Regions from separate parts of the Mus musculus genome. Here regions 2 and 3 are each linked to region 1. A link is a loop called in an ENCODE intact Hi-C map of the cell type or tissue named here. Cell type or tissue: left cerebral cortex. All regions are shown on one strand. Region 1 has its middle 84 kb from the start of Gm35992. Region 2 overlaps Gm35992 (a long non-coding RNA gene). Region 3 holds the start of Gm35992 (a long non-coding RNA gene).

What was found. Hi-C counts contacts between places; a loop is a spot of excess contacts. Peaks named below come from ENCODE experiments on the same cell type or tissue, not always from the same donor. Only the 100,000 strongest peaks of a DNase experiment are listed, where the experiment ranks them.
Region 2: it touches region 1 in a loop (2.0-fold over the local background); 2 of 42 quality-filtered maps call a loop at or near these places.
Region 3: a loop joins it to region 1, with 2.5 times the contacts of the local background. A loop is called at or near these places in 2 of 42 quality-filtered maps.

What each region holds. Positions count from the first base shown.
Region 1 is chr1:92,291,675-92,299,674 of GRCm38, forward strand. No RefSeq gene overlaps it. Among named protein-coding and RNA genes, the nearest start is that of Gm35992, 84 kb to the right of the region's middle. In left cerebral cortex, no CTCF peak of the experiment used is centred here; DNase peaks (open chromatin) are centred at 4,070, 4,345 and 7,609; H3K27ac peaks cover 1,532 bases.
Region 2 is chr1:92,384,619-92,392,618 of GRCm38, forward strand. The region is part of intron 2 of Gm35992 (a long non-coding RNA gene); the gene reads left to right. Among named protein-coding and RNA genes, the nearest start is that of Gm35992, 9.1 kb to the left of the region's middle. In left cerebral cortex, no CTCF peak of the experiment used is centred here; DNase peaks (open chromatin) are centred at 2,410 and 4,844; H3K27ac peaks cover 884 bases.
Region 3 is chr1:92,372,006-92,380,005 of GRCm38, forward strand. Gm35992 (a long non-coding RNA gene) reads left to right here and starts at 7,552. Exons shown (of 3, transcript XR_387273.1): 1 at 7,552-7,817. In left cerebral cortex, no CTCF peak of the experiment used is centred here; DNase peaks (open chromatin) are centred at 4,689, 5,576 and 7,318; H3K4me3 peaks cover 129 bases; H3K27ac peaks cover 3,991 bases.

The DNA of each region.
Region 1 (8,000 bases):
CTCCCATATTAGGAAGTTCACAACCACCTAGAAATTTAGCTCCAGGGTGCTCTCTTCTGGGAGTTTCAAGTAAAGACACACACACACATACACACACACACACACACACACACACACACACACACACACACACACAGGTAAATAAATATCAATAAATATTTCAAAGCAACTTAAAGCCAAATTTAGTGGCACTTACTTTTAATCCCAACATGCAGGTCTCAGTGGCAGATGGATCTCTGAGAGTTTAAAGTCAACCTGGTTTACCTAGCAAAGTTCCAGGTCATCTAAGGCTACATAGTGAGTCCTGACACAAACAAAAATAAATAAAAATGTAAATAAAAAGCAACTTTAGAGATTTATTTTGACTCTCAGTTTGAGGGTACAGTCCAGCAAGCAGACAAGACATGGTGGCAGAAGTTGGAGACTCCTGGTCACATTGTACCTGCAGAGAAGGAGACACCTGGTCACATTGTACCTGCAGGGAAGGAAACACCTGGTCACATTGCACCTGCAGGGAAGGAGACACTTGATCACACTGCATGTGCAAGGAAGAAGCAGAGAGCGGTGGATGCTTATACCCAGCTTGATCTTTCCTTTGTATTCCCTTCAAAACTCCAGATCATAGAAAGATGGTGCTTACAGTTAAGTTTTGTCATATCAATGAACCCAGCCTGTTAATAAATAGCTTCTCCTTACAGGCATGCCCAGGGGCTAACATCTCTCTGTGATTCCTCACAGAAGTTCCCTGAAGTCCCCCACAGTTCCCTCAGGTGCCAGCTGTGGCTTCTTGAGAGATAGCACCTGGAGTTCTTATGAGTCACACCCTTGGTTCCCAAGATCCACCTGCAGTTCCTGGGGTCCCACCTGCCACCTCTGAGGCTCTATCTAGGGTTTACTTAGGCCCTACCTATGGTCCCAGGGCTCCCACCCATGGTTCCCCCAGAGCTCCTCTGAAGTTCTCTGGCTTCTAGACTTGAAATGTGGATTGCCAGCAGCCAAAGCCCTCCCGTGGTCCTCTCTCCCATGGTCCCCTCTCCCTTTATTGTCTAGTGTCCTCTAAGTGTGCATTCCGCACATGGCCATTCAAGGCAAAGGCACTCATTGACTGTTGTTAGGGGAAACAAGCATATATCTGGGAGGGATGACTCTCCTGAGGAGTGCGTTTGCCCTACAGTAGATGAATGGAATGACTGCAGCCATCTGTTGAGAACAATTGATCCTTCCAATGACCCATAAGCAATGGACCAAGAATTCCTTGGCTATCCCAGAACTGGTAACCAGGGTAAAAAGGAAACACAAAATGCTGAACTCCACGCATGACAGCTCTCATACCCTTGATGCTGTCTATCAAGTGATGTCGGTGATATCAAGGTCATGGATTCATCTAAAGAATCCCAAAGGGCACTTGACCTCAATTTTTATAATTTTCTCACTGAGATGCCAGAGAAACTTCCTTGCTGTTCTTTTATTCCCCTTTTGTTACTCAGAAAAAGTTAAAGTTGAAATGGCAATTCTCTCTGGAATTTAATATCTGTTCTCAACTATCCTGTTTAATTGCTAACCAATTCTTTAGAAAATTGAATCACTATATTACATTGTGTTTATGCACTGATGGTCTGGGAAGGGTTGGTAGGGACTTCTGCCAAAGTTAACGGCGGCTGTGTTTCAAGCTGTGAGCAGTTTATTAGAAAAATTTCAAGCTGGAATTTTCCTTCACTTTATTATTATTTTTTTGGGGGGCTTTAAAAAAATTTTAAGTTGAAGCCCCTATGTCGGGTGTAAGCGTGTTAAAGCTGGGATAGAGCGGGCAAGACTCTCTCCACCTGCCTTATAGTTGCCTGTAAACTATAGCAAGGCCTGAGAACATCGTCTGGAAGGGCTTGTGGCTGGAAGAGTGTTGAGGAGCTGTCTGACACCGCCTTAGCCCTGTTCCACTCCCATGGGTGCTTGGGTCACTGAGTGGCCACTGGCCACCTCCACCCTGGGATTCGGGACTGTCTATGAGAAAATGCCTCACATCTGAGAGGCTTTGATATTCATGGTCTAGGAGTCTTTCTAAAGTTAGATTCTCTCCGGAGAGTATATAGCAAGGCAAGAAGAGGTGGTGTAGGCTAGACCCTGGCTTTTTCCCCAGTCCCCAGCTAACATCAGCAATTGGATTTTCCTGCTGTTCGGCTCAGAACATCTGATTCTGTGTGCTGGTTGGCTTAAAGCAAACCAGAGCCACTTGCAAAGAGGGAGCCTTAAGTAAGAAGACATCTCCATCAGATTGGCCTAATGATTAATGTAGGAAAGCCTGGTCCACTGTCAGTGCTGCCACGCCCAGGCAAGGTGGTGCCGATTTATATAAAGCCAGATGAGGAAGCCATGGGACTAAGCCGGTAAGCTTAGTGATCCTTCCACCGTCTCTGCTTCAGTTCATGTCTCCAGGTTCTTGACTTCCCTTTATTGTAAACTCTAAACTGAAATAAACCCTTTTATTTATTTATTTATTTGTTTGTTTGTTTGTTTATTTATTTATTTATTTATTTATTTATTATTTTGGTTTTTCGAAACAGGGTTTCTCTATGCAGCCCTGGCTTTCCTGGAACTCATTCTGTAGACCAGGCTGGCCATGAACTCAGAGATCTGTCTGCCTCTGCCTCCCAAGTGCTGGTACTAAACGCATGTGCCACCATTGTCCGGCTCTTTTTAAAATTTTTTTATTAGATATTTTCTTTATTTACATTTCAAATGTTATCCCCTTTCCTAGTTTCCCCTCTGAAAATCACCTATCCTCTCCCCCATCCCCCTGCTCCCCAACCCACCCACGCCCACTTCCTGGCCCAGGCATTCCCCTATACTGGGGCATTGAACCTTCCCAGGACCTAGGGCCTCTCTTCCCATTGATGATCAACTAGGTCATCCTCTGCTACATATGCAGCTCGAGCCACGAGTCCCACCATGTGTTTTCTTTGATTGGTGAATAAACCCTTTCTTCACCAAGTTGTTTTTGGTCATGATGTTCACCACGGCAATTAAAAAGCAAACTAGACCGGCTTTCTGCCCGTGTCTCCTTTCCTGGACAACACGATGCCCTGTTATGTCGCTGAGGTTGCATCTTCCCAGGGTATCTTGAGAACTTACATCTGTTCTAGAGAGCCTCATGTGCACTTTAATACTGCCCAACAAATTGCCATAAAGGAACATTATTCTTTATATATGTCTTTCTGATTTTAATGAGGTCCAAGGCTGTTATGCCCGATGCTTCAGGGGAAAGAGTTGAGGGCTCAAAGCAGCTGCTTAAAAGGCCTTCCTTGAGAAAATTGTCTTGAAATGTAGCATTTAAAAAACCTTTTTACTGAAGTAATTTAATGGAGAAAAAGAGTACATGTGTCTTAAGTGTGCGGTTGGCTGGGCTTTTGTAGACTGAACATGGCCAGAAGAGCAACTATGCTATAAGAGGGGGATGTGGTAAGTCGAAGGCTCTGAGGCTGGTGTGGCGGTCTGAGAACTGAGGCTTCAACCACAGCTGGACTTGTTTGGGACCCTTGGCATTGGCAATGTCGATTGATCGAGTCTGGGATCTCTTGCTTGAGGGGTGCTGCTCTAGACCTCCAGGCTCAGGGCTGGGTAATGGCTATGAATCACTATCTTTTGATTCCAGTGCTACCACTAGGCCTCCATGTCCTTACGTGTGTACTCTGACAGTGGGCAGCAGCCAGTGGGATGACTGCACTGAGGTAAGGTCGGGCTCCTGGGGACAGGTCCTGAAGCATTCATAAAACTGCCCTGCACACCAAGCAGGCTCTGATGCCACACTACTAGAGTGACCTTGAGGAATCCTAGTGGGATCCAGGTAAATGCAAAGGCAGTGATGGGGTTGATCTGAGCTGACCTCAGGGACTCAGGGTCCACAGGAGCAGCCCTGCTGAGTCCCAGACTCTGAACTCCTTTGTGTCTGACTCTGAGGACAGCCCTGCTGGGTCCCAGGCTCTGAGCTCCTCTGTGTCTGGCTCTGAGAGATTTTTACCTTCTCTTACACCCTTGCCATAGCTGTGGCTGCCTGCCTATTCAGACTGCATTCTGCGCTCAGCAGCTACCCCCTTCTCCATGTACTTTTTTAGGCTCCTAAGTCTGTTCTTGGGCTGAGGGATGGCTCAATGGACGTAGTGCTTGCTTAGCTTATATGATGCCCTGGGTTCTTCCCCAGCAAGGGACAAACAGGCCACAGCAGTGCATGCCTGCAACAGCTTCCCCTACCTACAGTGGAGCTTTCCTGTTAATATTGCCTAAAAATGGGTTTTTGAGTTCCTGCACCAGCTGCTTCGCTTATTTAACAATCCTCCAAATGAAGGGGCTGCCACCGTATTTTTATCTCTTCTCTGTTACGATTCCTGCTGTTCACATCTCTGGGAGTGTGGTTTGGTTTGCGTTGTGAATTCCTTCTTCGGGTGGGACAGCACAGTCACACTCAAGGCTCAGAACTGTTCCTATTGAGTTGTCTCCTGAATGGGAGCTTGTGCCTCTAGTGCTTTTCCACAGGGCCCCCTTCCACCTTCTTGGACACTGAGGATCTAGCATTTCTTAAATGGCAATTTTGGTTAGTGACTTCACAGTTGGGTTTTCTCTGTTCTCAATCATTCCAAGTGAATCAGCCCAACTATGGCAATGTCCTGGGGCATCCCTGCAGACCCACTCCAACATGTCAGCTACTGGCTATTATAGCTACAAGCTCTTGCCTTGGCAGCCTATGTCCCTTCCCAGGACAGAGTGAGCGATGCTAGGCTCGCTTCAGTCTCAGCCTCTGTTGGTTTCCCTGAGTTTTTCGAAGGATCCATTGGGAGTGATTGTAGTAAGACCAGGGAAACAGAGAACTGTAACAGGGGGATGTGGTACAAAGAGAGTGTGTGAGGGTGGGGGATGTCTGTTAAGTGGCAGAGCTGGACTGATCCTTCTGAAGTCTCTCTTGAGTATCTCAGAGCAGAGGAGATGGAGACCCTTGGGCAGCTGGGAGAAGCATAATCAGAGATCCCACATTTGACTTGGACTGGTGGCCCAGAAACAGTCTTAAGTATCCCAGCATCGGTACCAAGGAAACACAGGAGGGCAGTCATGTGAGGGCTATGAAGTCATCAACATCTCTGATGGAACCACTTGAATGTGGCAGCAAAGCAGATCCCCCAGGGCAGCAGCTGGGCATGCTGCTCACAGGGACTGTGACAGTCATACCCTTGTGTGTATGAGTGTGCATGAACTTGTCTGCAGAGGGTATGTGCGACTGAGTGTGAACATATCTGAAGTGTGCCCATGGGAGGGGGCGGGGTTAGTGTGAGAGTGTGTGGGATGGGGGGCTGAGTGCGGGGAGCTATGGGGATGTATAGGGGCTGGAGGCGTGTTTGGCTTAGATACAGCCTTCCTGTGGAACTGAAGGCGAGGCTGAGGCAGGGCCACAATACCTCAGTCACATACCCCAAACTCCCCAAACTAGGTCCTCTTGCTTTGTGCCACTATGCACCTGGGCTTTTCAGAACTCACAGTGGCAGGAGGTAAAAGTGACAAATCCAGGCTGTGGAAAGAGGGGGGAATCCTCAGCACCCAGGGGTTCCAGGAAGAAGATGACTTGGAGAATGAAGTTATTTATCCAGGAATCTGTCTTCCCAAAACTGTCTTGGAGATAAATGTGACATTCAATGAAGCTTGCAGGACAAGTCATCTATTGTTGCACTAATTCAAGTTGGATAAATCAAATTCTTAATTTTATCAATGAGATAATTAAATACCCTCACACAGGTAAGCTATCATTTATAAAGTAAATGCATTTGTCTGTCTCTTGTGGAGTTCATGTGTCCAACAGAACAAATCAAAGCCCCAAGGAAATCAAAGTTCCTTAACAAAAGGCTATGACTTCAGGACTTCCTAAACTATGACTTCCTTGAAAAGAGTCTACCTCACGGAGGCAATGGCTGACTCCCCTTGGGACAGAAATGTTCAGTGGGTGGTCTCCTCCCTCACCTGAAGGGAGCTTCTGGTCCCAGGATGTAGTTTTGTCCTCTTAGTGGCTCAATGCCTCCATGACACCAGACATCAGAACTACATGTGGAATCTTTTCGGCATTGCCCCAGCAACCAGAGCCTTCCTGCCCCAATGGAGCAAAGGGTTAGGATTTGTTTTGCTCCTGTCCTTTTGGATGACAATAGCCAATAGCAGTCTGGATGTCCTTCTGTGACATCTTGGTGCCAGTGTGGCCGGACTGGACCTCTGTTCTGCCACGTTTTTGTAGAATACAAGAATCCCCAGGTCTCTGAAAGCTCCAGCTTTCTTCCCCCAACCCATCCGCCCATCCTGCCAATAAGGGGATGAATCTTAAGGCCCTTGTCAACGTTCCTGGAGTCATCAAACATACTTGAGAATTAACACTGTCCTGGTTTTTGTCTCAGCCCAGTGGGAGATAAACGGGAATGGCCAGCTTGGTGTCCATGGATGTGGAGAGGGTGGAAAGATAGAAAGGTACTTGAGGAAGAATCCACGTAGAAAGGAGTCTGTCGAGGGACTTACGTTCATTTTATTGACTGATCATGCATAACCACCCGGTGATAAGTGTCAGCCTATGGTCTTAATGTTCCTCCTAGGTCAGAGCCATCAGAGGTTGGCCTCAGATGGTTGCAGCAGCACCCAAGCAAGATGGCAGATGTGATGGGTGTCTGGAGTGTGTTCTGTAGAGCTGTAGACTAGGCATGGGAGGTTACCAATGCTCTTGGGAGATGGGCTAGACATTGGTGCAGATTTCTGTTGTTTAAACTCCAAGAGGGGTTGACTTGGCCCAGGGCAGATTGGAGAGGAAGAGCAAAAGCCAAAGGCAGAGTCAGGGCCAACTGAGGGAGGAACTTGTCCAAGAAGTCAAGTAGAATTAGTCTAATTGGGTATAGGTGAGGGAGGAGCCAGGAACATGTCTACCACAGGTTCAACCACAGGATGTCTCAGGCAGAGTGGGACTGGGCGCGCATATATTCCCAGTATCAGGAAGGGGTGACATTCTAAAGCAGCTGACCACTAGCAGATCCCAGATCACTGGAGCTATGATGATCAATGATGACTGCCACCTTGATAGGAGCAAGAATCACACAGGAGTCAAGCCTGTGGGGGTGTCTGTGAGAGACTTTTCCAGGTTGGGTTAATTAAGATAGGAGATCATCTAGCATAAATGTGGGTGGCACCATCCCACAGACTGGGGTCTTGCACTGAATTAAACAGAGACAGCCAGCTGTTGGCATCCCTTGCTCTTGGCTTCCTAACTGGTTACAATGTGACCAGCTGTCTTTCTGATCCTTGTTGCGCTGTATCTCCTCATACTGTGAGCCTTGCTCTTGGCTTCCTAACTGGTTACAATGTGACCAGCTGTCTTTCTGATCCTGGTTGCGCTGTATCTCCTCATACTGTGAGCCAAAGCCAACAGCCACTTCTTCCTAAAGTTGCTTTGGTCAGGTATTTTGTTACATCCAGAAAAGCAACATGGAAGGAAGGGCTCTCTTTCCAGGACTGCATTTTCTCGCCTTCTCTGCTCCACCAGCTGTGCGCCCTGGTGTGTCTGCACCCCCAGCGCCTGCCAGTGTCTTTAGCTCATTTCCTCTGCTTGGGTTTTTTCTCTTTAATCTGCATACTCTTTTCTCGTTTCTTTTTATAAAAGGAAGCCTGACATTCATTTAGCTCTTTCATAACGTTTCAGGGAACTGAGACGAACTCTGTGTCTTATAATTAGGACTCTGGGCAATTTTAGGAAGAAATAACCACATCTTCCCAAACTCTTTATAAAACTTCCTGGGAAAATGTGACCGTGCTGTTTGGAAGGCAGAGCAGCCTCCTTCCCAACTCCATGCAGGCCCCATTTGGGGGCCTTGGTGGCACCTTGCATGCCATCTCTCTGTGATCTCTGCTGAAACAGGAACATCCAGCCTCCAGTCTGGAACAGCCCCCAGACAGTGCTGAAGGCTGGCTAAGACAGTGGCAAAGAGCTGGGGGAG
Region 2 (8,000 bases), 93 kb after region 1:
CAGGAAGAAAATGGAAAAGATGTAATTCCTCCCAAATAGGAAAGTGCCCTAGAAACTTCAAATTCCTGAGGGAATATATTACTTAAGGTTCCTTTGTAAGTTTTTTCCCTCCACGGGAAAGAAAATTGGATTTATGACTGATTCAAGTATCAGTTAGCAAGTGAAAATTTTAAGCAACTATGTTAAATATGTTAAGTAGGGAAATATAGAAAATAGAATCTTAAGGATTTCAAATGACAAAGATCTTTAAAAGTCATATAGACCTCCAAGAACTAAAAGCCACAATATCTGAATCTAAGAAATTCATTTGGTGGATTTAAAAATAAACAAGAAACTGTGGCACAAGAGTTTGTAATCTGAGAGAGGAAAGGAAAAGAGAGGAGAGGAAAAGAGAGGAGAGGAGGGAGAAGGGAAGGAAGACAGAGGGAGGGAGGGAGGGGAGGGGGGAGGGGAGGGGGGAGGGGAGGGGGGAGGGGGAGGGAGTGTGTGTCAGAGAAGCAGAAGTGCTGGGTAATAGCTGTATCCTCAAGACCACAGACCATGACAGATGCTTTGAAGAAAGAGGCTGGGGAGGACTCTACTAACCTAAAAGTCTGTGTGAAGAAAAAAAAAAATTGGTCAAAATCAGAAAGAAGGGGGGAGATGGTTTAGTAAGTGAAGGTGACTGCTACCAAGCCTGACAGGCTGAGTTCTATCCCCAGGACCCACAGATAGGAGGAGAGAACTTAGTGCCAAACTGTGTCCTCTGACCTCTGCACATACCCTTTGGTCTCTCTCTCTCTCTCTGTCTCTGTCTCTGTCTCTGTCTCTGTCTTAAATGTAATTTTAAACTGTTTTTGTTTATTTGTTTCATTTAGTTTAGGCAAAAGCAACTGTGTTCAGAGAAAGCACAGAATTTGTTGGAAAACTCAGTTCAAGAAACAGTAAAACTGGGGCTGGTGAGATGGCTCAGTGGGTAAGAGCACCCGACTGCTCTTCCGAAGGTCCAGAGTTCAAATCCCAGCAACCACATGGTGGCTCACAACCATCTGTAACAAGATCTGACTCCCTCTTCTGGTGTGTCTGAAGACAGCTACAGTGTACTTACATATAATAATAAATAAATCTTTTTAAAAAGAAAGAAAAAAAGAAACAGTAAAACACAAAAGCCATGTTCCTTGGACTGAAGAAGGGGTGACTTGTAAAGATTCAGTATAAAGGATACTTACTAACATGCCAGCAGCAGCAAGGAGCATGTGCGTCAGGCTTGGGAACCTCCCACCAACAAAGTAACAGACACTGACCTGCAGAAGGTTTGCTGGGGACACAGCTGTGAAGGGTCAGGGAGGGTAGCAGAGCAGGTGAATAGCGCTTTGAACCATGATGCTGGCTGCTACCCATGGAAGGAGAGGAAAGGGGAGAGGGTGGGGTTGAGGAGCCCAGACTGCACAGCAATGAGATCATCTTGACTGTCTCCTTCAGGCTACAGGGAGCCTTGCATTAGGATCACCTTTCAAGGGGATTCTACGGGGCAGGAATAAGTTAACTGTGTCCTTCTTCCATGCTTTTCCTTGGCTGGACATCCTGTGACAGCGACTGTGGCCTTAGCATGATGCTATAGAGGACCTACAAGTGCAGTGGCTGAGACTGCCCTCCAACACAACTCTCCCTCCATCATGTCCTCATGGTTCTTCAGGGCACCTTCATAGCCAGCACTGCTCTGTGTGTGGTACCACTGCTGTTAAAAAGTTGATGCACTACATCAAGAGAATGCATGGAAGAGTCTTTGGGCAGCCTCTAAGAGAAAAGCATAAAATTTATGTTTAGAATAACTTTAAATAGTATTTGAATCTGGGTGTGGTAGTATAAGCCTGTAACCCTAGAAATCGGGTACCTGAAAGGTAAACAAGTTTAAGACCATCCTGGGCTATAAAGTTAGTCATTCTTCGTCTCTCTATCTCTGTCTGTCTGTCTGTCTGTCCCCTCCCTCCCCCCCTCTCTCAAACACACATACACACATACATACACTTGATGCATAAAAAAGAAGACAAAAACAGATGGGACAAACAGAAAATAAATAGCAAGACTTTACAGTAATTATATTAAATGTAAATGGCACAAATTCAAAGGAAGAACAGATCATATTGCATAGATGAAATCTCTCTTGTGTATAAGATTTAAATTTGAGATTTTTGTGGCTTTCCTTTGGTATATCTTAGTTTGTGGGGGAAATCTCTCAAGAGAGCACCTATTTTTAATGGGATAAATTTATACTCTGTACCAGAAAGGAATTAAATTGAGAAGTCTTACAATTTTGCAGAAACTAAATATGGTAAAACATTCAGAAGAACCATAAATAGATATAGTTCACTTGACACATTTTATCTTATGTTTGCAGAAGAAATGTACTCTCAATGGAGGCATAAAGATGGTTTCCATGGAGACACTTGGTCTGAGAGGTTTACACATTGATGCATTAAAAAAAGCAGAGTGAAGACTGTCCTCCACTTTGTAGACATGAAGCTGAGAGACCCCTCAACACACATCATGACCATGAACGAGCCAGTGGAAGGTGCCTACACTTTAAAATGCACTAATGGCACAATAAAAAGATAAGAAGAAAGCAGCTTTAGGAAGTGATAAAAATGGTAAATATTAAGAAAATAAGTGTTGGGCTACACAGTGACACCCTGTTTTTAAAACTCAACAAACAAACAACAAGAAACACATAATAGCGGTGCATGCTTTTTTAATCCAAAACATGAGGAGTAAACACAGGTGAATCTCTATGAGCTTGAGGAAGCCTGGTCTAACAGTGAATTTTAAGCTATATAGAGAGACCCTGTCTCAAAAATTAATTAATTAATTAATTTAAAAAGATAATTTTCATGAAAAAAACTAGAATGGTATTAGAGAGGTGGTTAAGCAGTTGAGAGTGATCGCTGTCACTCCTCATTGTTCTGTTGAATGAAGGGTCTCTAACGTGTAGAACAGAACCATTACTGAGCAGCCAGATGGATTAGCTGCATAATTGATTAGGGCCACACCACCAATAAGCACACTGAGTGAGTACTGTCGCATCTGAAGCTTCCATAAGCCATTCCACTGAAGCTGTGATTGTCTGGCCTGGGGAGCACTTCCCTCACAGGCACTACCATTAGCCTGAGGGCATCCTGGCATCCTGGAACTGGCACTCTCAGCACTTGCCCATGCTCAAACTGAGAAAACCATGAGATGCTTGATGTCCCAAATGTATTTTTTACTCTGCCAATAAGAATCAGACACAGACGCAAAGGGGCCCACTCACAGGAGGTACGAACCAGGAGTGGGAACCAGGAACTGATGGGATTCCTAAGATGCTGTGGCTTTAGTGCTCAGAGTTCAGAGTCTCCAAGGAGCTCAGCAGTCCAGGCCTCTCCTTGTCAAAAGAGGGACTGTGGCTGAGTCATGATGAGGAAACAGGGCCCCAGACCCTAAGACAAAGCTGCTGACTCGGGTCTAGGGATTTCTCTATGACCAAGTGGCTCCTGGGGTCAGGGCTAGTTTCACCTTACTTTCCCATTCCAGGAGAATAGGCTTAGACCTGCTAAATGGCTGAGATGGAGAAAAAGAATTGCCCTCCTTAGGGTTTCTGCAGCCAGGGAGGGAGGTCTAAGTCCAACCCCAGTATGTTGGGGCACCCCCACTTGGATGCTCTACTCCTCCTGGTACCTTCATAGAGGATGTGGCTCATTCTAGAAGGTGAGTTAGGGAAGCTCTGCTTACCCCAGCCAGTATTCCCATCTTCCAAAGAGGCCTAGGCATTCGATTCATATCCCTGATCTTATCCAAGGCCAAGTTGGACTTGACTTCCAGCTCATCTGGACTGTTTGGTCTCCTCAAGGCAGACTGGCTAGCAAGTTCAGACACACAAATAATAAAATAAACCCACCCACATGCCCAGGACCACTAACAACACTGAGCTCCCACAAGGAGTGTTCCTTAGATAAGCCACTCCTCTGGAACAAGATGAGTTCTCCTGCCTGCCATGGGGTTGCACTTGTGGTCAGAGTTGTCTAGAGTGGGGTGGGTAGCCCTAACCCTGAAGCTTGTGAAGTATCCCTGTGGCATGCTCACTCTGACCCTCAGGCGCCACCACTGGGCTATCTGGAGCCATGTCTTAACGTGGTTACCACATCTTCCTCCAGCCCGTGTTTTTTAATGAGGAATTTCCTGGAATATCTGCAATTAAATGACCACAGCCCTAAAACAACTCTTGACCTCTCTTAATGTTTTTAAATAAACTCCTTCGGTAAAATTTAACTTCTACACAGAATATTGCCAACATGTCAGAGTATGGCTCACTGGGTGTATATGGGGTGACCAGCTCCAATAAAGAGTTTTTCTGGGTAACCAAGGGCCTGGGTCTTTTAGAAGAACTATCCTTGGCTCAGAAACTCTCTGTGGGCTCCTTCTGAGAAAAACTTTGCAGTGTCTACAGCCTGTGTGAGAGCTGCCCTCCTGAGCGTGTTGGCAGCAGAGCCTGATGGAGCTTGGAACCTGGATGCTACCATGAAGCAATCCTGCTGCAGAAACATTGATGGCGTTCATATGTGTCACTCTGCTGGGTGTGACACTGGGAGGAAGTCACTGTAGAAGGGCTCCTGAATAAGCCTCACTGCACTCCTGAGGCGGCAAGCTCTGCCCACGTCAGTGAACGGTGAAAGTGGGTCTTCTCTCTGCCTCTCCACCACAGACTCATTAGGTTGGCTGGACCCTTTGTCAATGGCTTGTTCAAGTCGTGTGCTCCTGGCCACCCTGTGCAGGGAAGGGTCTAACCCAGGGCTTTCTGCAGGCTAGGCCAGTGCTCCTTGATGCACTGAGCCACACCCTTAGGCTTTTTGCTTATTTTTGTCATGAAGGGCAGGAATTCCGGATCAACCCTGTGAGAACCAGCAGCTGCAGGGATGATAAGTACTACTCGCGTTCTGGCATTTGTATCTGTCTCCTTTTCTTTCTGGCTTTGCTTCATTTGTTTTTCATCTTTTTCTTCTTTGCCTTAGTACCAGGCTTCTTCTTTACATTCTGTTTTCCTCTCTATCAGTTCCTTACCCCCATACTCCTTTAGTTTCTTTCGGGAGAGCTTCACAGCCTCTAAGATGGGAGAAACGCATTCTTCAGTTATAGAATTCTGAAAGAAAAACTGTGAAATAAAATACACATCTATATAGCATGCAATTATCATATACAATAGAACACTTCAATATTTATTTTATGTAAGTATAGTTTTATATGCTAAAAATAAATAGGGGAGTGTGTGTGTGTGTGTGTGTGTGTGTGTGTGTGTGTGTGTGTGTGAAAAGATGGCTCCTTGGGTAAGCCTGCATGCCATGCAAGCACAAGCCTGGATTCAATCTGAGCTCTCAGGTAGACAGCAGGGCATGGCTGTGGGTTCCTGTGGCCCGAGCTTTGGGGCTGAGACGTCAGGCAGAGTCAGGGAGATCACAAAGGTGTGCTGGCCAGCTAGCCTAGCCAGAAAAGGGAAAGTTCTAGGTTAAGTGGAACCCTGTCCTCAGGGAATAAGGAAGAGAGCAATAGAGGAGGACATTCAAAGTTATCCTCTGTCCTCTGTATTCGAGTGCATAGGTGCACACACCTATACACACCTATGCACACATACCAGCACACAAACATACATGCAACACACACATATACACAGTTATTGTCCATCCTCTGTATTCGAGTGCATAAGTGTACACACCTACACACAAACCTATGCACACATACCAGCACACATCCATACAACACATACATGTATGCATGCATGTGCACACATACACACTGTTCTAAGCACTCAGTGTTCACCCAGACCGACCTGGGCACTTGCCACTTCCTCATTCAAAGCTCCATCACGGATCGTTTCGCTCCTGCAGGAGACTTCTCTCATGCATTACCGTTACTTCATGTGTTGTGGCTGCAAATTTTCTCAAAGTTTAATTGAAAATCCCCCTGGTTTACCTTGGTTTTTAGATGATGTTGTCACAGGCATAGAATTCTAAGTTTGTAATTATTTTTCTTAGCACTTGAGTGGCCGCAATTACTTATTGTCCTCTGGTTTCTATGTTTTCTGCTGAGAAAGCAGCTGTCAAGTTCATTTGTTTTTGTTTTTGTTTTAAATAATCTCCTCTCCTCTTCTCTCATCCAAATTTCTTCCCAACACCGTCTCAGACTGGATGTATACACTATACCACCTTGGATGTTGCTGGCACACAGTTCAGCCATCTCTGCCCCAATCCCACCAACCCCCTGCCTCTGCATGCTCCCCTAGCACCTACTGCTCTGACTCCTGTCTTCTCCAGCTTTGACTCCATCAGGACCCTCACGACTGAACTCGGTTTTTGTCCTTCTGTGACTGTGTTCTTGGGGTCCACCAGTACTTTGGTACATCTCAGAATGTCCCCTGTCCCTTCCAAGGCTGCTCTATAGCTCTGTGTATGAACAGATGGAATTTTGGTTGTCTGTTCCCCCACCAGACACCTGAGACGACTCCATTTTTGAGCAGTTGTACACAATGTTGCTGTAGACACCAGTGTGCACAGATCTTCTTGGGGCAATTTCCCCCATTGTTTCAGAGGATATACCTGAAGACAGAATTTCGGAATTACATGGCAAACACACTTTTAATTTCTGGAAGAGCCAACATATTGCTATTCCTAGCAGCTCTACCATTGTATATCATTATACATCCTCTCCAACAATGGAGAGAGGAGAGAGCCACAGCTCGCCCGCACTCTTGCTGTCACAGGCTCTTCACATTTGTTTCTCTATTGTAGTCATCTCACTGTGTGACATTAAGGTGTGTGTGTGTGTGTGTGTGTGTGTGTGTGTGTGTGTGTGTGTGTCTGGTTTGGTCTTTTTGGGGAACTTCACTGTGGTATATCTAGCTTTAGATTTCTTAAACTTATTTTTCTTGAGGTCTGTAAGTTTTCACAGTTTTGATTAATGCACATATTTGGTTTTTGGTTTGCTTTGGTTTTGGTTTTTTGTCAACTTGATATATGCTAGGGTCATCTGTGACAAGAAGACCTCTCAAGTGAGACAATTCCCCATAAGCCTAGCCTGTAGGCAAATCTGAGGGACATTTTCTTGATTAATTATGGATGTGGAAGGGCCCAGACCACTGGTGCAGCACCTCTCTTGGGCAGTGGGTGGTATAAGAAATCAGGTGGAAGAAGCCGTGTGGGCCAGTAAATGGCGTTCCTCTATGGCCTCCGCTTCAATTCCTGCCTCCAGGTTCCGCTTGGCTCCCCTTCGTGATGGACAGTAAGGTGTAAGATGAAAGAAACCCTCCCCCTCCCCCTCCCCCCAGTTGCTTTAGGTCGTGGTGTTTATCACAACAGAAGAAAGCGAACTGAGACAGAGAATTTGGTATTTGGCAAGTTCTGGGCTGGTAAGCATTCATACTGCTTTGTTCGATTAATCTCCCTGCCCTATCTCCTCCCCAGGGCTCTGATTGCATATATGTTGAACTTACTCTTTTGTATTTATTTACTCTGTGTGTGTGTGGGGGGGGGGGTACAGAGGTGTTGATGAGTGGTTGTATGCATGCCATGGTACACTTGAGGTCAGAGGACAACTGTGGGTAGTTGGTTCTCTCCTTCCACCATGCAGGTCCCATGAATTGGATGTAGATCATCAGACTTGGAGCATGCACCTTACCTTCTAAGCTATCTTGTCAGCCCCTGTTGTGCTTTTTAAAAACGATCTGCCACAAAACCTTTTTACTCTATGCCTGTTATCCATGTATTTTCTGGTACCTCAGAGGTCAGAGGCATTAGATCCCCAGGATCTGTAGTCATGAGCAGTTGCGAGTCTCCATGTAGGTGCTGGGAACTGAACCCAGGTTCTTGAGACAAGCAGGAAGTGCTCTTGACTGCTGAGCTGTTTCTTCAGCAGCTCGGTCCAGAATCTTGATCCCTTGGTTTCACTTTGATAGTCGGTGCCCTTCAGCAATTTTAAGTGTGTTTATCAAAGGCTTCAGC
Region 3 (8,000 bases), 80 kb after region 1:
TCTGGTTTCCTCCGATTGTGCCTACATTCAGGCTGAGGGGTTTCTGTCCAGTAAGTGCAGGTTCTCCTTCATTAGGAGTCACCTGACCATCCCATGCCAGATGCTTCTGGCATGCCCTCCTGGGGAGCAGGGCGAGAATCTAGTGGGAAGGCAACCAGGAGTCCAGAGCAAGGAGGACTACACCCTGGGGACCCTGGTCATTCCACCTTGCCTTCAGATGATCAGAGTTTTGCCAGTATTTCACAGGGCTCTGTCTACAGCAAGTTTTCACCTCTCAGAGCCCAGCCCCCTGGCCTCAGTACCCTGGCCTGACCACTACACATCACCTAGGAAACTAGGAAGTTGGATACTTGGGAAGGGGGGGGGGGAAATCACTCCTTACCAGAGAGCTTCAGGAAGTCTTTGCACTTATCAGACATCAGGACCCCTTTCTCCTCCCAGGTCCTGGGACTCTGCAGGCCTACTCCTTGTGGTCCCTTGGGCTTGTCCCTGCCCATTGACCATAGGCTCATGCCCATCCCCCCTCCCACCAGTGGATGCTTCTAAGTGAGTCACTGAGAAGTCCATGCTCCCCTGAAGGAGAGAGTGAGATGAGAGATTCCCACTTGCTGTAACCCTGTGGTCATATTCATTTTCTCTGTGCTGGTCTATAACTATTAAGACACAAGAGTGTATGGTCACCCAGTCACGGCCCTGGATGTCTTGTGGTCTCTGACGCCCATGACCGACCCCATGTCATTATTCACTTCCTCCCAAGCCCTGGAGGCACTGCTCAGCCCTCCATCCACAGCTGCTATCCCCAGTGATACAGCACCGGAACCCAGCAGGACAGCACCCTGGAGGCACACATGACAGTGGCTGTCTTGAGTAAGAGCCTCTGTGGTCACTCACCGGAAACCCTCAGGAGATGCTATTAAGCTTGTCAGACAGGGGGCAGCTCCTGAGCCTTCAGGAGATTTCCAGGATGTCCCTCTCCCCCAAGAAGTTAGGTAAGAGGCAAACAATATGAAGCCAGGGTGAGGGAATCGCTTCAGGAATGTAACCGCCAATAAAGCTGCCCAGGGTGTTCTGGTGACATAGCTTTCATGATTTGTCACCTATGCTGGGCTGAGATTTTCAGTGATATGGGTCTCCAAAAGTCAGCCATGTTCCTGTAAGGAATACCATTAAACTCACTGGTGTGACAAACTGGACTCAGATGGACTCCTTTCTTTGCTCTCAGTGCCCCATCTTTCTAGGCGAAAAGACACTCCTTTATGTTCCCAGCACCAGCCCAGGGTGGGAGTGAGGATTCCTGCCACAGGCCTGCTTCTGTTGGGTCTCCTCTGTGGACGAGACATAGTGTGTTGTAGTGAGTTCAGCCTTTCGGCTACAAAGGCCCTGGACGTTCCCAGTGTACTATGGTCACAACTGGAGTTGCTACTATGCTCACCCCAGGTACTGGCTGGTTTTGTGTGTCAACTTGACACAGCTGGAGTTCTCACAGAGAAAGGAGCCTCCCTTGAGGAAATGCCTCCATGAGATCCAGCTGCAAGGCATTGTCTCAATTAGTGATCAAGTGGGGAGGGCCCATTGTGGGTGGTGCCATCCCTGGGCTGGTAGTCCTGGGAAAGCAAGCAGAGCAAGCCAGGAGAAGCAAGCCAGTAAGTAACATTCCTCCATGACCTCTGCATCAGCTCCTGCTTCCTGACCTGCTTGAGTTCTAGTCCTGACTTCTTTTATTGATGAACAGCAATGTGGAAGTATAAGCTGAATAAACCCTTTCCTCCCCAACTTGCTTCTTAGTCATGATGTTTGTGCAGGAATAGAAACCCTGACTGAAGACACCCCAGGTACTTGGTGAGCGTACACTCTGTGTCTCTAGAAAAACAAACAAACAGACAAACAAACAAACACACACATAAAACACCTGGGAGCAGGATTGCTAATCCAGACCTTCACACTGCTAGCTCTCAGCAACTGCCAAGCTGCCCCTGTGCTGGTCGTATGCTTCCTCAAGACCTGTGCCTTGGAAGTGCCACTGCCTGGACCCCCAGCTGTGCACCACTGAGGGACGCAGTGGGCATGCTTGCTGTGAGAAGAGGTCTGAGCCTGTATCAAAGAACAAAACTGCCCACCCTTCACTCCCACCACACCTCCTCACCCCATCTCTTTGGTTTCAAACTGCCAGGTAAGGATTCTAAGGTCTATGGTTTTTAGGGAGCTATGCTGTCTTTTCCAGTACATGTCAGCATATACCCAAGGGGCTGGCATCACTGCCAGAGGTCACTCACAGCTGGTACCAGTGACAAGGGAAGCTGAAAGAGAAGATTATTTCAGTTTATAGTTTGAGGGTACAATCTTATAACAGGGAAGGGACAGTGGCAAGAGCTTGAGGCAGCCGGTCACGTCACAGCTGTAGTCACAGAGCAGAGAGACGCCAATGCTAAGCCTGGTTTCTCCTTTTGATTGAGTGTAGGACCCAAGAGACGGTGCCACCCACATCTAGAGGGGGGCTTCCTTGCTGGTTAACTTCTCAGGGACGCACCCACAGGTATGTTCCCATGGATTCAAAATCATTTCAAGTTAGCAATGGAGATTAACCACCACAGATTTAGAGGCGAATTTGTAGAAAAGAACACTTGAGGTTTGGGACCTCAGGAATGGGGACCTGGTTAGGTGTGTGAAGTGGTTGCTTTGCCAGCATGGGGACCTGAACTCAGACCCCCAGCACATGTGTAAAAGCCAGGCATAGTGGTGTGCGTCTGGAATCCTAGCCCTGTGGGGTGAGGGAGGGAGCACAGAGACCAGTGTTCCCTTCAAGCTCAGCTGCTACATAGCTTTGCCAAACCTGGTTCCAAGTTAGGTGAGAGACCCTGGTTCAAAGCATAGAGTGGAGAGCACTAGAAGAAGCAAGCCCACACATTGCAAGAACACATATGTGTGTGCACACCCACACAATCTTGTGAGTCCATGTGTGTGGGCACACCCACAAAATTGCATAAGCTCAAGTGTGTGGTCACGCCCACATGCATGCCTACACACACACACACACACACACACACACACATCTCCAACAGACTTGGTCCCACCTAACAAGAAGAGTCCCTGTGAGAAATCGCCCAGTGTCACCCATGAGAAGTCTCTTTAGCACAGCCGAGGGAAGCAGGGTCAGAGAACCTCAACCTAAGAAAGCCCACCCACTCCCACTCCCGCAAATGCAAATACGTGAAGCACTGGACACATCCATCTCACGTCTGAAAGAGATGTGGCAGGGCTCTTCCTGGACATGATGGCAGCTCTGACATTGTATCGGCAGTACCAGTAGCAAGTTGCCAAGTCTTTCCTAAGTAGTTATCGATTTGTTTTTTGAAAAGTTGATTTGGTCAGGTTGGGAATGGAATTACCACTATATTTTCTTTATAGGAAGAATGGTATGCAATTATATGAAGAAACCATGAAAACCGCAGACAGAACAGCAGAGAGACACGGAAGGTTGGGAGTTACCAGTGACTGTTGGTGTTTGTCTGGTCTCTGATGCTTGTGGTACTCAGGGGTCTTCAAGGTACAGTTGAGATTGGTTGAGACTCTCTTTGTTCTAAGGTTGTGTTTACAAATTTCCCTTTTCCCTAACCTGGTTTCTGAGTGAATGATCCTCAGGGCATGCGGGCATGCACCTGTGCCCACTTTGACTTGTGTGTAGAGGGCTGCAAGCCAAGGCTCTGTGTGTGTGTGTGTGTGTGTGTGTGTGTGTGTACAGTTTGCAGCTTCTATGATTGACAGTGTGGGTGCGGTATAGAGGAAGCTATGAGGACCCAGTACAGCTTCCTGATTCATGTTTATGAGATGAAGGCTTCCAAGCAGGTAGAAGTTGTCTCAGGCAAGTGTTCAGTGATGACCTCCTTTGGGGAGAAAAGTGGTTTTGGAGTCCCACAAACTTCTGCTTCATGACCTCTGTCACTTTTAAAAGGGATTATTTTCTTGGGTATATGCATGTCTGTGTTTATGTGTTGTAGGGGGGCTGCCAGTGTTAAGGAGCATCTGGAGGTCAGAGATCAATGTCAATCATCCTCCTTTATCGCTCTCCGCCTTAGTCTTGGGGACATTGGACCTAGATATCAGCCATTTAACTAGACTATATGGCCCTGGCGATTTCCCCAGTACCGGAATTACTGTCATACAACACATAGGTGCTAGGGATCCCAGCTCAGGGCTTCGTGCTTATGTGGCAAACACTTTACCAACTGAGCCACCTGCCCAGCGGCCCTCTGTCACCTTCTTGTGCTCTTGTGTTGCTGATCTAGACACAAGCCCTTCCTGGAGGACACGCGTATGCTGCAGTGGAGGCCATGTGACAGAAGTCCCCAGGAGTAATGGGATCCTGGAGCTCAGCCAGCTCCTTCCCTGAGCAGGGGCTTGACTTTTCAAGCCACTTGAACAAGTGTATGGCTCAGTTGCCCTGGTCTGAGCCACAGATCACCAGATGTGGCTTTTCATGAGGTCACAGTCAGAATGCAAGGCCGTCAAGCCAAGTTAGCCTTTTCAGGCTTAGTGGTTTAATGTCTCTAGTTTGATGCTCAGGTGGCCTCTTGGCTCTTGTTGCATTTCCTGTCATTGACCTTGACCGGGTAGCAGGCAGCACGCCATCTTCCTGGTTCACTAATGCTGCATAGCAAGCATCCTAGTTTGTCAGTGCTAAAAATAATGAGGACGCCCACTTAGCTCACAGATATGCAATTTTGGAAGAGCTGGGAAGACTATACTGTCTGAGCCCTAAACACTGGCAGTGTGAGGAAGTGGGCCATGTGAGGCAGAAGGAAATATGAGGTCCAGAGGACCAGGTGGGGCAGAGGATGGTCTGAGGTCCAGAGGGCAGTGGGAGGCAGTGTAATATGAGACACGGTAGCCCTTACTTTGCAGGTGATGAGAGTCTGATTGCCTCACAGATTGGGGAATCTGTGATTCCAGGTTCATAAACAGAAGCTCATACTTAATGAGGGAGTTTGCACGAGAGGGAACATCTGGGGACCTTGTGTGACCCGAGAAGTGGTCTCTGACTGCTTTCTTTCCTTCTTCTACAACTGCCAGCAGCAACTGAGAGAGCAAGGGCACATTTCCCTCACACTAGAGAAGATTTAGCTCGTTGTGGCAGGAAAGGCACATCTATGGGTCTGGCCCATGGTTGCAGATGTGGCACCTCTTTTACATCTGGGTAGACCAAGGAGAGGGAGGGAGAGAACCACGAAGGATGGAGTTCTATAACCCCTGAAACCCACCACCCAGTGATCTACTTCCTGCGGCGACACTCCACCTCTTGAGGTTTCCACAGCCTCCCCAAACAGTTCCACCATATGGGGGCCTAATGATACAAATGGAACATTTCATGGTCAAATCGTTATACTCCGCTCCAAGCCCCCATAGGCTTGTGGCCGTCTAATTATGCACAATGCATCCTGGTAAGTCCCAAAAGTCGCCAGAGCCCTTAACAGTTCCCACGCTGTTCAAAAGCCCAAGTGTCTTTTCTGAGACTCAAAGCATTCCCTTAGCAGTGAGCCTCTGGGAAATCAAAGTGTGTGTTACACACCTCACATATCCAGTGGCATGGAGTACATATTTCCATTTCAAAAGGGAAGGACTGGGGTGCAACAAGGGAAGGACAGGCTGGAGCAAGACAGGAACCCAGGAGAGAAAATGCCAACCCGTGAAGCCGTATGTCTGGCATCAGAGCTCACAAGGACACTGTCTGAGCACTCGTGGGCATGCCTACGCTCCTCCTTCTCTGTTGCCCGTGACACACGTGTGTTTGCTTAGAGCTTCGCTAGGTGAAGGCGTCCCTCATATCCCAGGGTCTCCCCTGCAACCTAAGGCTTCACATTTACAGCTTCGCACGCAGTTCCTTGGGGAGCTCCTTACAGGAGCTATACACTCTCAAGTGTATACAGCTTGCTATACACTGCCTGACCTCAGTAGCTTTTCTGGAGCCTCGATACAAGTTTCCTTCTTGTTGTCTCTCATGATGCCTATGAAGAAAGCACCACACACACCATGCCAGGTTCTGACGGAAGTCTGAGGAGGCCTCCTTAGTCCACGGCCATAGTGGCCTCTGCGTTTTCTTGGCAGAGCCTGGAAAAAACCTCTTCCCAAGAAGTCATTTTCCCACAGGGTACCCTGAATGTTCTATCTTTTCTACTCTTCTTTCTAATGGATTTTCATTTTTTATGCCCTAAAGTTCTGTCTATAGTGGGGGGGGGGCTGCCTTCAAGCACCTTACCTATTGTCCCAGTACAAAGTCCAGCTTTTGTTTGTGTCATCTCTTTAACAATGATAGATGTTTTCTTTGTCCTCACTGCCTTGTCCAGAAACTTTAAACTCTTTACCCTCTTTGCCAAATAACACATTTTTAAAACCGTACTTCTGCCCTAGTTTCTCTTTTGAATGTTCACTCACTAAATGCACAGAGCAATAACTGCCACCGTCGGAATGTTTTGCTGTTTCAAATTTTCTTCCCCCAAACCAATCACCTCATTTGATGTTCTCAAATTTGTAGACCAATGGGGACTAGAGAGATGGCTCAGCGGTTAAGAGCACGGACTGCTCTCCCAGAGGTCCTGAGTTCAATTCCCAGAAACCACATGGTGGCTCACAACCATCTGTAATGGAATCCGATACCCTCTTCTGGTGTGCCTGAAGACAGAGACAGTGTACTCATATACATAAAATTTTTTTAAAAAAACTGTAGAACATGAACAGACACAGCCAGATTCTTTGCCAGAATGACATGAATGACCTTTAGCCGAGTTCCCAGTGGAGCCTGCTCCCTTCTGAGACCTCATGACCCAGGCCTTTGATGCTTGCCTGGTCTGGACTCCCACCAGAAAAGCCCATTCAGCTCTCATAGCCCCTGGTTCTTCCCTAGCACACAACGCTTCTATATTGTTCTTGCAAACCAGTCCAGAAGGCCTAAGAACGTGGTCATGTCTATTGCCTAAATGGCCCTACAACCCAGGGCCAGTGTTCTCACGTCCGTTATTTGTCACTGTGTAAAACACCTAAAGAAAGCAACTGAATAGAGGAAGAATTCATTTTGTCTCAGAATATGGGTTGTACACGCAGAGACCCTCATGCTAGGGAAGGGAGTCTCTGTGTGAGTGGCTTACGGCTTGGTGGGAGGAGCTTGCTCACATCCAAGTGGAATAGAGAGCAGAGGGAGAAAGACACTGGGTCAGAAGCAGGGCTGGTAGGAATCCCTAAGACCCATGCCTGAGTGACTCACTTCCTCCAGCCAGGCCCCACCTCCTAAACATTCCACAGTCTCCCCAACAGCTCCTCCAGCTGGGAACATATGAGCCCAGGAACGCAGTGGGGGCATTTTAAACTGAAACTGGAGTAGTAAGGCAGACACTGTTCTGAGCTCCTCTGTACCAAGGCATCTGCAGCTGTTATCCCAGAGAACTCACATCTGGAGGGGCACACACACAGAGAGCCCTGTTCATCAGAGTCCCCCCTGCAGCAACAGCCAAGCCCCAGGGCCTAGTTAACTGCAGGCTTAAAATGGAACAGGAGCTCCTCCAATTATATTACCCATAAAAATACAGTTTCCAAAAATAGCTGATTGCTTTTGTACCTGTAACGCCAGGCTGATGCGACTCTGTGTGCCTTTGTGCTGTTGAGTGCATCTGATAGTCATCAGCTGCTGGCCCCAAGTCTCCTTACTGTGGAGGCAACAGGCTAGCACTCTCCCAAGAGATCAGAGATGCAGAGCTTTGAGACAGAGAAGGGGAAGGCATGGGTCCCAACTCCTCCTCCCCACAAAGAGGAAGGGCAATTTCTCAGCCAAGGTAGGATAGCTGGAGGGAGGCTTCAGGCTTCCGAGAGAAGCCAACAAAAGTCTTCCTTGGTGATGTGTTCTTTGCTTCAAGCCGTTCTTCCTTCCTTCCTTCCTTCCTTCCTTCCTTCCTTCCTTCCTTCCTTTCTTTCTTTCTTTCTTTCTTTCTTTTTTCTTTCTTGATTTACTTATTTAT